Regions from separate parts of the Homo sapiens genome. Here region 2 is linked to region 1. Evidence: chromatin loops called from intact Hi-C (ENCODE). Cell type or tissue: heart left ventricle. All regions are shown on one strand.

Evidence for each region. Hi-C counts contacts between places; a loop is a spot of excess contacts. Peaks named below come from ENCODE experiments on the same cell type or tissue, not always from the same donor. Only the 100,000 strongest peaks of a DNase experiment are listed, where the experiment ranks them.
Region 2: a loop joins it to region 1, with 2.8 times the contacts of the local background. A loop is called at or near these places in 4 of 110 quality-filtered maps.

The regions. Positions count from the first base shown.
Region 1 is chr15:57,921,767-57,924,266 of GRCh38, reverse strand. No RefSeq gene overlaps it. Among named protein-coding and RNA genes, the nearest start is that of ALDH1A2-AS1, 140 kb to the left of the region's middle. In heart left ventricle, a CTCF peak has its summit at 1,361; a DNase peak (open chromatin) is centred at 1,266; H3K4me3 peaks cover 495 bases; H3K27ac peaks cover 2,055 bases.
Region 2 is chr15:58,042,210-58,044,709 of GRCh38, reverse strand. The region is part of intron 1 of ALDH1A2 (aldehyde dehydrogenase 1 family member A2); the gene reads left to right. Among named protein-coding and RNA genes, the nearest start is that of ALDH1A2-AS1, 22 kb to the left of the region's middle. In heart left ventricle, a CTCF peak has its summit at 1,304 (motif pointing left); no DNase peak of the experiment used is centred here.

The sequences.
Region 1 (2,500 bases):
TTGCAGTGAGCCAAGACCGTGCCACTGCACTCCAGCCTGGGCAGCTAAGTGAGACTCCATCTCAAAAAAAAAAAAAAAAAAAAAGAAAGAAAGAAAGAAAATACAAAGTAGATAGGTAGGTAGTGTCGATGGAGAGATATGCTAGTTTTTAAAGGTCCACTCCCAGCCCCAATGAAACCTCCTATACTTGGACCAAGTTTAAGTCTGATAGGGTGAAATGTTGACATGGCTATGTGTCTTACAAGGACACCCGCTACTGGGCTTGGGTGGAGTTTTTGGCTTGCATTTCTTGGCAGTTTCAAGTAGAAATTACAATCGGAAGTATCAGGGTGTTTCTGAGATCCTGGCAATGCTGGGTATCTGCATTGGTAACAAAGGCAAGGAGCCAAGCAGTGTGTCCTCCAAGCAGCCACTCACTGACTGGAAGACTTTCTCAAGAAAAACATATTTCCAGTTCCCACATCAGGATCTACTTCTACCTCCTGAGTCTTTTCTACACACTTCTCTCCAGTGCTGATGCTCTATAATGAACGATGTGAAGGTGGTGGGGCATGGGGAGGAGGGCAAAAGGATGGGCATGTTATTTGGGGGCATGATGGGGATGGATATCTTAGGGAAAACAATTAAAGAAGAAAGGAGGAGGGCTTCCACTCTGCCTGGCTGGATGGAATAAATGTTTGAGCAGCATTCTGTCCAGCTGGGGAAAGGCCAAGACTAATTTAACCTTTGGTCAAATGGTTGGGAGTTAGCTAGTTTCCTTTTTCCTCTTACATCACTCCCAGAGATTCAGACAAAAATAACATGGTCCCGATTACATGACATTATGGGCTCTGAAAATACACCAGGGAGGATAGTGTTGAAACCCCTCAGAGGCAAATTAATCCTAGCAAAGCAACAGCTGTAAGATTGATACAAACAGGAGAAACAACAGCATATTGGTTCCAGGTTTGCTTAAAAGCTTATTTTAATCCAAGCAATTTTTTAAAAGGGTTAAAATCACTAATTGGGAGGGTTTCTGTTACTTAAAAATGGAGCTTTACGAAATACCTCTATATGCTGTTGTCCACTGGCATACTTTTGGATTTAATTCCCAAATTCTCTTTTATATCCTTATTGTTTAAAGCAGAAATAAATGCAATGGTGAGAAAGAGTTTGCCTCTGCTGAATCAGAGCTTCCACACCAGGCCTGTATCGGGGAAGTGAAGGTGTGGGAGTCACCTCTGTCCTGGGCTGCTTGCCCAAATCTGGCAGGCAGGAGCTGGGCACCTGCCCCTCCTCCCTGAGCTGATCCTGTCCAGAGCGGACACTTGAGTGTTTCCTGAAAGCACAGCTTGCAGCCCCTGGAGGACAATCTGCAGAACTTGTATGCACCATTTACACTCAAAAATCAAAATATTTCCTCTCCCCGGGACACAGCAGCCCCCTCCACACCCGCCCACTTTGCAATCGGGCATTACTTGGAGACCCAGTATGAACCCTAGAATAGAAATCTCACAGCTGGAGCAGAACTTAACCAAAAGGAACACACTTTAGGACAAGAGGAAATTGATCATAATGGTTACAGGCATGGTCTCTGTACTCAGGCTGCCTGAATCCAAAGCCAGCTCAGCCCATTGCTGTTTGTGTGACCTTGGGCAATTGCCCCTCTGTGCCTCAGTACCCTTGCATGGGAAATAGAAATAAGAACAGCATCTACACCACAAGGTAGTTGGGAGGATGAATGATACTGTTTGGAAGGTACACAGGCCTAACAAATAACAAGAACAAAACAATCAAGCTGCTCTCCTTGTCAGAACCACAGTGGTCTTGGAGGTCTTAGCAAACTTACTCTAGAAATTCGGTGGTGGCTGATGGATGGCCTCAAGTAATCTTCGGGACTGGGCTAATTTCTAACTCTTCCATCATAAAGGTAAAGACTCTCAGGACAGCAGCCATGTAATCAATGAAGAGTCCCAATGCCAAGTCAGATGAGCAAGCAGAAGAGATCCATGTTTTTCTCTTGGGAACAGAGAAAGTGGTTTGGGCTCTGCTTGGATGGGGGCTAGGGGTTAGTTGCGAGGGAAGAGGGAACAAGCTCATTAACACATAGAAGGCAGATGAGCCATTTGAAGGGAATGCTGAAGCTTGGGAAACACTGCTTCCACGCATCCATCTATCCATTAAGTCATTCAACAGATCTCCATTTAATCTGTGCCTGGTGAATACTGTGCTAAGGTCTATTCATACAGAATGAGCATTGGATAAAGCTTACAGAATAATAGCAGAGATACATTTAAAATTTAATCACATGAATATTTAACTTAAAATTGTGTTTTTTTGTGTTATTTTAAATAATAGAGAACTATGATAGGAAATAATGGGGGGTGGGGGCACAGAAATGATCCCAGGGGACTGAGCAGCTGGAGGTTTGAACCTGTTCCTCATAGTGCCTCCTGGACAGGTCAACAGCCTCATTTCACCAGCTCTGGTCCTTCTTGACTTTGGTCTTGTAAACTATTAC
Region 2 (2,500 bases), 120 kb before region 1:
CCTAGGAAAATAATTTTCTATTTGAGGATTGTAATAGTCTGGTTGTTGACTGTCCTCTGGCAGAAGTTTCTGCTTCTGCACCTGGGAAGACTGCAGACAGTGTCCCAGGACCTCATCTCTAAGTAGTGTTTCATTAGGAATATAAATCAACAGTTTCCCTAACATATTTTGCTTTCGGGAAAGAAAATGAAAAATTATTTTACTGGCACCTGTGTTGATTGTGCTGAAGTAAAAGGACTCAAACAGAATTCCTTGTGCTGAACAGTGTCTAAGAAGCATCATGATACAGGAATAGAAAACCACACACTGGATGTTCTCACTCATAAATGGGAGTTGAACAATGAGAACCCGTGGACACAGGGAGGGGAACATCACACACTGGGGCATGTCGGTGGGTGGGGGCAGGAGAGGGAGAGCATTAGGACAAATACCTAATGTGCACAGGGTTTAAAACCTAGATGACAGGTTGATAGGTGCAGCAAACCACCATGGCACATGTATACCTAGGTAACAAACGCACACATTCTATACATGTATCCCAGAACTTAAATAAAAAAGAAGCATCATGATAGAGATGCAGCAAAGATCACTCGGATCTGGTCAGCCATCAAGTCCTCTTTTCAAATAGACATCAGCAAAAATTAAGTTTAGAAAAAGCACTGAGGTGGGAATCAGGATATGGGGGGTTCGTTCTTTATTCTGCCACAAATCCGGGGTATGTGGCCTTGGTCAAGCCATTGGACTTCTTTTGACAAGTTTATTTATCTAACACTTGGATTTGCAGAGATTATATCTAAGACCCTGTACAGCTCTGTGAATCTGTCTCTTCCTAACCAAAGGAGCCTCTACTATGTTTAGACCGAGAAAAAGATTCTCATTCATTAGAGCATTTTAAAATAGTGCTTTAATAGGACTTGGCTGTTAAAGTATGATCTTGGTGTACTGAATAATTTCACAACAGGAAACAAAAACCGTTTTTTGGCAGGGAGGGAGGGTTTCCAGCTGTTCTTGGTGATGACTTGGCATAGGTTTAAAAATGTCTGTTGTAGGACTCTTTTCCACCTGAATCTCACCGTTTCAAATGATGTCTTTGTAGTATATTCATTGTGTGTTAAAATATTAGACATAATTGGAAAAGAAGGCAGTCACATTTGAGAACACAGAGGGCATACTCTGCAGCAGTCATGGAGATTCTGTTATTCAAATGGCTATGAAATGTTAACATACACTCTTTAGAGAAGGAACAAATCAAACCTATGTTATCACAGAACTTCTGATACACTTTCTTATTGAGCGCCCACTGGTGGCCACATGTGTTCTATATCCACTAACCCAGATGTACAGAATATTAGAACTCAAGGGTTGTAAGGGATGGCAATAGATTTAATAACAAATGACATCTTCCATTAGATTGATAGTAGCTTTCTGAAGTGCCGTATTGAAAAGTATTCAGAAAAGTCTAGCTGGAAAGTGTCATGATTCATTATTAATGTTTGTCAAGAGCCTGGAAACAAGATTTGTATCATAAGTGCCATGGTTAGCCTTCCTTCAGTCACCAGGTCTGGTACCCTCATAGACAAAGAAATTGAGGGCTAGAGAAGCTGAGTGACTTGCCACATACTTAGCATGAAACCAGGACTAAAACACAAGCAACTTCACCTCTTCCTTTTCCTCCTCCTCCTGTGCTGTAGAAGAAAATAAGACTTTTATAAGGGTATCCCCTTATAAATAAGCCCCTAATGCACAGTCAGTTTAAATAACAAACTATAAAATGACATCATTGATAGTGGCCAGGTGAGAAGACTGCAATTCAATTTGGCCTTTCAGACTTCAAGTCACTCAGGAGAACTCCAGTGTTATGATCCAGTGCCCCAGAGAAAAGCAGTTCCTTGTGAACCACCTTCATTTGCAAGGGCTTTAGCAGGATACCAGTGGCACTGGTATTTTAGTAAATACGTCCATAGTCTTGGTGACCACAGTGTCTTTATCTAGAATCATGTTCTGGATGAAAACTATTTGTCTTAACTTCAATTCAGACAAGAAAAATGTAGGAAGCCTACAATATAAATGAGATGGTATTCACTGTAGATTGAGAGACAGCTTTTCTGGGACATGAGATGAAAGTGATTCTAGGATTTCAAGAAACTTGACTCCTGGAATCCAAAACATACATTGTTTTGCTTTTAGCTGGAAGAAACAATGTACGTTTTTAATTCATACTTGCTTCTTATGTAATATCAATACTTAGGAAACATTTATTGGGCATCTACTATTTTACTGTTCCTTATGTAGATGTTGGTTATACAAAAGTAAAGATGACGTAGTGGCATAGTATTTGTTCTTAAGGAGCAAGCAATACAGTGGAGGGTTTAGGTAAAGTATTACAGGACAGTATGATAGGTAGGTATATGTCAGAGGACCTGCAGTTAGCTCTGTATGAAGGGATTTAGGAAGGCTTTATCAAGAGGTCGTATATGAACTCAGTTTTGAAAGATGACTA